Regions from separate parts of the Homo sapiens genome. Here region 2 is linked to region 1. Evidence: read pairs that join two places in POLR2A ChIA-PET (ENCODE). Cell type or tissue: Panc1. All regions are shown on one strand. Links, peaks and the distances in the headings refer to the core of each region. The heading gives the core; the rest is flanking DNA. Region 1 has its middle 35 kb from the start of TRUB1. Region 2 overlaps TRUB1 (TruB pseudouridine synthase family member 1).

Region 1 (4,404 bases), core at 219-4,218:
GTGTGCGCCGTGGTGGCCAAAAACGCCCAGTTCCAAGGGTGCAACTTACAGCAAGCCTGTCCATCACGGTGTTAACCAGCTAAAGTTTGCCCGAAACCTTCAGTCTGTTGCAGAGGAGCGAGCCGGATGCCACTGTGGGGCTCTAAGAGTCCTGAATTCTTACTGGGTTGGTGAAGATTCCACATACAAATTTTCTGAGGTTATCCTCATTGATCCATTCCATAAAGCCATCGGAAGAAATCCTGACACCCAGTGGATCACCAAACCAATCCACAAGCACAGGGAGATGTGTGGGCTGACATCTGCAGGCCAAAAGAGCCGTGGCCTTGGAAAGGGCCATAAGTTCCACCACACTGTTGGTGGTTCTCGCCGTGCAGCGTGGAGAAGACACAATACTCTCCAGCTCCACCGTTACTGCTGATATAAGTAAAGTTTGTAAAATTCCTTCCTAATACACAATTTAGGACAGTCCAAAAAAAATATTTCTTTAAAGAGGCCCTACTCTTTAAAAAGAACTCCAATGGAAAGTTCCTCTTATATTCCAGTTGTATTAGTCTCCTATTGCTGCTATAATCAAAATGCAACAAAGTTAGTGACTTGAAACAGCACAACTTTGTTCTCATACAGAGGTCAGAAGTTACCAGTGGGTTGGCAGAACTGTGTTCCTGCTGGAGAATTGGCTTCCTTGCTTTTTCCAGCTACCAAAAGCTGTCCCCATGCCTTGGTTCAGGGCCCCCTTCCGGAAGTGGCATCATCCCAACCCCTGCTTTCATCACCACATCTTCTTTTTTGATATTGAGCTTCCTTCTTACCTCATATAAGGACCCATTTGACTACATTGGGCCCACCCAGGATAATCTCCCCATTGCAAACCCCTTAATTTAGCCACATCTGCAAAGAGCCTTCACCATGTAAGATAACAAATTCACGGGTTTCAGGGATTAGGATGTGGACATCTTGGAGGAGGGCATTATTTAACCTACCACACTGGTGGACTTATTTATTTATTTATTTATTAAAAAAAATCTGTGTTACCCCCAAAATGTTGTAATAAGAATAATGAGAAATTTGGAGTCACCTGTTTAGAGGAAATGTTTGTCTTCTAAGTCAAAGTGTATAACTCAAATAATCTGTCATTCTGCTTTATCCTGGGTGAGGAAAGACACTGGAATTTCAAGCACATTTAATTCCTTTGTAAAGATGATACTGCTCCTACTTTTCTTAAAATATACTCATTTTAGTTGGTATTTGTGCAGAAAAGTAAAATGCAGACAGGGACAAGAAAAGATAGAAATACTTGAGAAAAATGTAGAATAGAAAGGGCAAAAATTCACAAGCAACTTCTTTGCACTGCTTCAGAAAGGGAGGGGGAGAAAAAGAGAAACAGCAAAGACATACCACAAATATTTGCCATTCTCATAAAATGGAACTTGAGTGGAAAGTATAACCTCTGACTTGGTGGATGGAGAGGGCCAGAGAAAGCTTCTTTTTTCTTTTATCTGACCACATTTCAAAACAATACCAGGCAATAATTGTCTCTTAGAGTAAACGGCAAAGGGAATTGATTTTTAAATTACTTTTAAATCATAAAATCCCACAATTGTAACTGCATTTTGGGTAGTCATCCGGCAGTATACCAGGAACTTTACTGGAGAAAAAAATCCAGGAAGGCATTGAGAAGCACTAACAAAGCATGTCTCTGTTGAATTGATGTTAACTCTTCTCCTTAGTAATTGAGTTCTCATCCTAGGAAAATATTATTTATGAGAGGTGAACATTTTTTTTAAAAGGCTGCCCTGAAAGAATAGCAGAAACTATGACATTTTTTAATTTTATAAAACCATATAAAGAGATGCCTGACAACTTTGATGATTGGAAGCTTTAAAACCAAATTAAATCTATAAGCAGGTTTTTCTCAAAAAGAAAAGGCTTGAATTCAATATACATGTTCTACATTTATGTCAATGTTCTTTCTTTTTTTGTTTTCTTTTTAAATTTATTTTTATTTTATTTATTTTTTGTTTTTTCTTTGTAATGTTCTTTCTTCATTAATGGAAACTGAATAATTTCTGAGTGAATTATCTGAAAATCAACTTGCCAAATGCCAATTTACAGAAATTTAATTTAGCCAATGATAATTTGCCAAATATGCAATTCTCCAAATTTATCAAACATATGGATTTATTTAAAAAAACTTGCTTTTAATAATTATTTCAATGTCATTTCTTACTTTTCAAACACTAAATTAACATTAAAGAGTATCCTAAAAAAACAAGAAGTAGCTTATAAAACCCTACCATGTAATAAATGCTAACATTTTTAGTTCTAACCAGGAAAAATTGTATACATAGACTCAGTAACAGTTTGCAGAAGAACTCAATGTGGAAAAGGAAAATTATTCAACTTACTAGAAAGAATACCTAAAAGGGGTTAGCATAACAGACTGTATGATTAATAGTTCAAACTTGAGTTACCTTAACCATAAACATGAAATTGTAGGCCCGGCATGGTGGCTCACACCTGTAATCCCAACAGTTTGGGAAGCTGAGGTGGGTGGATCACCTGAGCTCAGGAGTTCAAAACCAACCTGGGTGACATGGCAAAACCCCATCTCTACAAAAAATACAAAAAATTAGCTGGGTGTAGTGGCATGTGCCTGTGGTCCCAGTTACTTGAGAGGCTGAGGTGGGAGGATCGCTTGAGCCCAGGAGGTCAAGGCTGCAGTGAGCCGGGATCATGCCACTGCACTCCAGCCTGGATGACAGAGGGAGACCTTGTCTCAAAAACAAACAAATAAACAACAACAACAAAAAAACCACCACCACCACCACCAACAACAAACTGTAAAGGAGGAATTTAAAAAGGGTTAAAAAAAAAAAAACCCTTAAAAGGCTAAATGAAGAAATGAACCAGACAGTGATGAGAGCAATCACATTATATAATAAATAAGGGCTATGGATAATAAAAATTACAAACAAACATTGATTTGTTACTTGAAAAGTAATGGAGAAAGTATCTTAAAAGTACTAAAATATTAGAAAATTAAACTTTAAGAGTGACCTAAAAAGAGTTAGAAAGAAATTAATATAAACATAAAAATCCCTCAATGAAACATTAAGGTGTTGGTTAGAGTTGATTTATGATATTAAATATATTCATCAGAATACTAAACCTCTCTATAATTTGTGGCCATTTGACTATCTGACCATTCCCTAATATGCTGCTAGGGAGATAAAATCAGAACCAGTCAACAAAAACTTCACAGGAACCTTCAAAAGCTGTTAAAAGTACTGCATTCAATTTGAGATGCTGCAAGACAGGGAGAGAGCTCTAAACTTTAAACATAAATTTAAATAAATAAATTAAAAGAACAAAGTTTTGGTCAATGTTTAAGTTTATTGAACAGGTCATCTTTTGGCAGACCACAAGACTCATATCATTGAAATCCCATAATGGCACCACTGTGCTCTTAAAAATCCAATCTCTTGCCATAGCCAATCAGATCTCCCCTTGGAAAGCTCCCACCTACTTACCTGTTCTCATCTCACCTTCAGTCAGACGTGCTGGCTCCTTTATGTTCCAAAAAGGCCACTTGTGCCCGTTTTGGCTTTGAGATATTTGCTTTTGATAGTCCCTCTGCCTGGAAGACTCTTCCTTCACTTCTCACGACTGTCTTCTCATCTTTCGGGTTTTGGTTTAAACATGACTTCATCAGGATGGCCCCGCATGATCACCCTATATAAAACTTCCTTCCCCAGTATGTGAGTCTGTTTTGCCTTGCTATAAAGGAATACCTGAGACTAGGTAATTTATAAAGAAAAGAGTTTTATTTGGCTCCGAGTTCTGCAGGCTGTCAAGCATGGCACCAACATCTGCTTGGCTTCTGGTGAGGTCTCAGGAAACTTGCAATCATGGTAGGATATGAAGGGGGAGCAGGTACGTCAAATGGTGAGAGAGGGAGCAAGAGAGAGGAAGACGGGAGGTCCCAAACTCATTTTAAACAACCAGCTGTCTTGTGAACTAATAGAGTGAAAACCTCACTCATTACACAAGAATGGTAGCAAGCCCTTCATGAAGGCTCCACCCCCATGACAAAAACACCTCCCACCAGGCCCTACCTCCAACACCGGGGATCACACTTCAACATGAGATTTGGAGGAGACAAACATCCAAACGCTATCACCCAGTTACCCTCCAATTACCCTATTCATTTCTTTTAAAAAAATCCAAAGCCTATCACTACTGGAAGCTGTTAGGTTTCTTTGTGCCCTTCACTTCCTTATTATCTATCTTCCTCACCAAAATATATGCTCCATGAGAGTTTAAAGTTATACTTTAAACCTAGTGCCTCTTCCTACAAACATTGATTTGTTAGTTGAAAAGTAATGGAGAAAGTATCTTAAA
Region 2 (4,404 bases), core at 68-4,067, 63 kb after region 1:
TAGTTTTAATTTAGTCCAGCTTATCAGGCCTTCTCCTTTATGGTTGGTCCTTTTGGTGTCCTGTTTAAGAAAACTTTTTTGACTCTAAAAGTGTGAAGATATTTTCCTATGTTCTAGAAGCTGTTATTGCTTTGCCTTTCATGTTCCCTCTGCAATCCACCTTTTCTTCCTGCATGGATGTCCAGTTGCTTCAGCACTTTCCCAGTACTCTTGTGTTCTCTTCTTTATTACACATCAAGCACCCACTTAGGCTATTGTTTAAAAAAAAATCTATTTTTTTACATTGATCAGTTTGTTTATACTTGTATATACACCAGACTATATTAATTGCTGTAGTTTTAGACTATCTGGATATCTGGAAGAACAAGTCCTTCCTGCTTTATTTCTTATAGATTTTTTTCTATAGGTTTTTTTTTTTTTTTTTTGAGACGGAGTCTTGCTCTGTCGCCAGGCTGGAGTGCAGTAGCACAATCTTGGCTTACTGCAAGCTCCGCCTCCCGGGTTCATGCCATTCTCCTGCCTCAGCCTCCCAAGTAGCTGGGACTACAGGTGCCAGCCACCACGCCTGGCTAATTTTTTGTATTTTTAGTAGAGATGAGGTTTCACCGTGTTAGCCAGGATGGTCTCAATCTCCTGACCTTGTGATCTGCCTGCCTCAGCCTCCCAAAGTGCTGAGATTACAGGCTTGAGCCACCGTGCCCAGCCTTACAGGTTTTTTTTTAATAGCTTTCTTATCAAAGTAAAGAAGTTGCCTTTTATTCCTAATTTGCTGAGTTCTGGTTTTTTAAAATCATGAGCAGATATTAAATTGTATCAAATTTTTTTTCTGTATCTATTGATTTTTCTCCTTATTCACATATTAAAGTAACTTTACATTTCTGGAATAAACCCAACTTAGTTGTAATGTGTTATCCTTTATATAAATTGTTGCATTTGTTTTGCTAATATTTAGTTTAGGATTTTTGCATCTGTGTTTGAGTGAGATTGCCCTGTATTTTTCTTTCCTCTTAATGTCCTGGACTGGCTTTGATATCAAAGTTATGATGACCTCATACAATAGTTTGGGTGCTGTTCTCATTTTTTCTATTCTCAGGAAGAATTTCTATCAGATTGGTATTTTTTTCTAATGTTTGGAAGAATTTACAGGTAGACATCTGTTCTTGAGTTTTCTTTGTTAGGAAGGTTTTAAACTATGGGTTGGATTTTTTTCTACTAGCTATTGGATATACTATTTTTTATTGCTTATATCAATGTAGATAATTTTTTCTCCTAGGAATTTGTCATCTCATCTAAAATTTCAAAAATATTGGTATAAAGCTGTTTATAATAGTCCCTTATGACCTTCGTTTTATTTTGAAATAATATCAAACTTACAGCAAATAACTTTTGCTAAATTACCCAAGAGCAAGCTCAGCCATGATGTCCCACCACCCCAAATTCATTACTGCAATTCAGTTTGAAGACCCTATTTATTTTTTAAAAACAGCTTTCTGAAGTATAATTGGCATACAGAAATACTGTATTTAAAATATATAATTTTAAAAATTAATATACATTCACCTATAAAATCATAGCTATAATGAAAACAGTGAACATATTTATCATCATAAAAGTGTCTTTATGCCCCTCTCTCCATTGTGAGTTAATTTTTGAATATGATTTCAGATATGGATTCAAGGTCATTTTTTGCATATGTACATCGTTTTGTAACCATTTTTTAAAAGACTATCCTTTCTGTGGTTGCCTTGAACCTGTGTCAAAAAACAGTTGTCCATATCTGCATACTTTTATTTTGAGACTTTTAATTCTATTCCATTGATGTATTTATTTTTAAACCAGTACCACACTGTCTTGATTATTGTAGCTTTGTAAGTCTTTAAATTAAGAAGTGTTAGCCCTCCAACTTGTTCTTTTTCAAAGTTGCTTTTGCCATTCTTGGTCCTTTGCATTTCCATATGAATTTTTGAATCAGCTTGTCAATTTTTATGCACACACACACTCAAAATCTACTGGCAGTTTGAGATTGTTTTGAAGCTATAGATCAATTTTGGAAGAATTGACATCTAAACAATATCAAGCCTTCTGACCCATGAAATAAGATATCTCTCTTCATTTATTTAGGTCTTTTATAGCCATATTTTTGTAGTTTTCAGTATCAGATCTTTACATCCTTTGTTTATGAAATCTCTGAGTACCTCAAATTCTGAAGTTTCAATTTCTAATAGTTCATTGGTGGTATATAGAAATGGAGTTGATTTTTGTATATTGATCTTGTGTTTTTCAACCTTGCTAAACTCACTTATTTGTTCTAGTTGTGTTTTGCATAGATTTTATATTAGGATGGCTCTAAAATAGACTTTTTTTCCAGGTCTAGATTAGCTCTGCTTCTAAAGCATGACTTTTCTGGGGTGTCTATCAAATGACTTGTGCATTCAACAAAGTTTCTTCATTCTGGATGGTTGAAATTAAAACATCCCCCAGCCTTGTAAGAGCTTTGGTAGTATTTCTTTAGTTAATTTTGTAGAGACCCTGTATGTATGTATGTACAGCTTAGAATTTAGTCAGAGTATCAAGGGTGCCTTCATAGACATTTCTTTGTCTGTGTATTTTCCTCAAATTCCAGCTGCCACTACTTCCTCAGATTCTGATCTCTGTTCAGTGAGATCACTGTGCTTTGACGTTCCCCTCTCTGTCCCACAGTTAAGAAAGCACCTCCAGACAAAAACAAGTGATCATGAGACTTGCTTTGTTTGTTTCTTTTTCCTCAGGGTTTACAGTGCTTGCTGCCTGTTGTCTGTCTAAAAACTGTTGCTTAATAATTTTGTCCAGTTTAACAGCTGTTTATGGTGGCAAGATTTGTCTAGTCACAGTTACTCTTTCGTAGTCAAATATGATTTTTAACTCAATCATATTGTTTTTAGCTCTGTAGTCCAGTTAAATCTCAACTATGATGTTGTGAGTTCACTGGAAGAGTAAAATTTTAAGCAAATAATGATGTATAACATGATCTTGTATATATTCATTTTATGAAAATGATTTTAAAAAATTAATTTCAAATGAATGCTGTCACATTGATGGCTTATTAATTTACTAAACAAAAAATAATTACCCAAGTCCTATGACACTTGTACCTCTTTTACCAAATATGTTTATTCTGCCTAGTTATTGGATATATTTACTGTGGACATTTTATTCTGTTTCTTTTTAAATACTTTGGAAGTACAGTCTTTATACTTATGTCATAAGAACGATTATTATTAATTTGATTGAACTTATATCATGTTTTAGATATAGCCAGTTTGTACTACATACTCATGTACCACAAGCTTAGATTTTATTATAAGATAACTTGCTGTGTAGGCTGCCTAGTAATTCAAACATCAGATGGATGATTGGCCTAGGTGACTTTTAAATGCCCTTCAGCCTTGAGATTCTATTATTCTTCAGCAAATTAAATTCAGCAGATGTCTTGAGTGCCATTTTAATAGTGTATGTTATATACGAAAAATTGTCTTTGAGAAGCTTAGAATTTCATTGGTGGGATAATACGTACGTGTGTGTATGTGTGTGTGTGTAGAAATCAAATATGTAGAAAGAAGAGAGAATATAGAAAGAATAGTTAAAAAATGTGTATGATTAATTACAGAGTGAACAGCACAAACCACGAATGCTTGACATGTTCAGTCAGAGAAAGAGACAATATGGCAGAAGTAGAATGAGAAAGAACACATCTTGTCATCTTGTGTGTGATGATATCAGCAAAAGAGGGCCACCAAAGCAGCATAAAGGAGAACACAGTTGCAGGAGCGTCAGTAGAGAGACCAGCGTAGCAGAAGTAGAAAGTTGTTTGGCCTTGTTTTTAAAAATATGTGGCTAAGTTGTTAACTATTGCAATTTTATCAACAGTGACATTTCCTTCAGCAAGTGCCAGCATGGTGACAGCATTGGCTGTCTAGATCTGGAAATCTTACATTTGTATGACTAAGGTGCCGCTAGTAATAATGTCTTAATGTTGCTGTAGACTAAAATTTTTTCATAGAAAAATCCTCATCTGTATCATGAGATACATCTGTTTGAGAAACAGTATGAACAGATCAGCCATCTGAGGTCTGCCTTGTTGGAGCTGCTAGGTGCTAGAGAAATTCTTTTGAGTGTTATAGCTCTTCTGTCTGTTTGAGTCTAGTAGATTCTAGTCTTTTGTTTGTGTTTAGCTTTTAAGGGTCAAGGTCATACTGAGGTTAAAACTGTCTTGTTGGGTTGATATTAAAATCTGGACATAGTATTCCATGCTGACTTTTAATTCTGGTATTGGAAGAATAATTCAAAGCATACTTGTTTTTATTTAATATTGTTCAAATAAATTCAAATTTAATACACATATACCAGAATAAAAAGTTTAGATAA

Evidence for each region. ChIA-PET counts read pairs that join two places held together with the same protein. Peaks named below come from ENCODE experiments on the same cell type or tissue, not always from the same donor. Only the 100,000 strongest peaks of a DNase experiment are listed, where the experiment ranks them.
Region 2: POLR2A ChIA-PET joins it to region 1 with 8 read pairs; 2 of 35 experiments call an interaction of 5 or more read pairs at or near these places.

The regions. Positions count from the first base shown.
Region 1 is chr10:114,900,924-114,905,327 of GRCh38, forward strand. It overlaps the pseudogene RPL15P13. Among named protein-coding and RNA genes, the nearest start is that of TRUB1, 35 kb to the right of the region's middle. In Panc1, for the core only: no CTCF peak of the experiment used is centred there; no DNase peak of the experiment used is centred there; H3K27ac peaks cover 1,128 bases.
Region 2 is chr10:114,964,524-114,968,927 of GRCh38, forward strand. All of the region lies in intron 4 of TRUB1 (TruB pseudouridine synthase family member 1), which reads left to right. Among named protein-coding and RNA genes, the nearest start is that of LINC02626, 28 kb to the right of the region's middle. RefSeq lists a silencer at 2,584-2,784. In Panc1, for the core only: no CTCF peak of the experiment used is centred there; no DNase peak of the experiment used is centred there.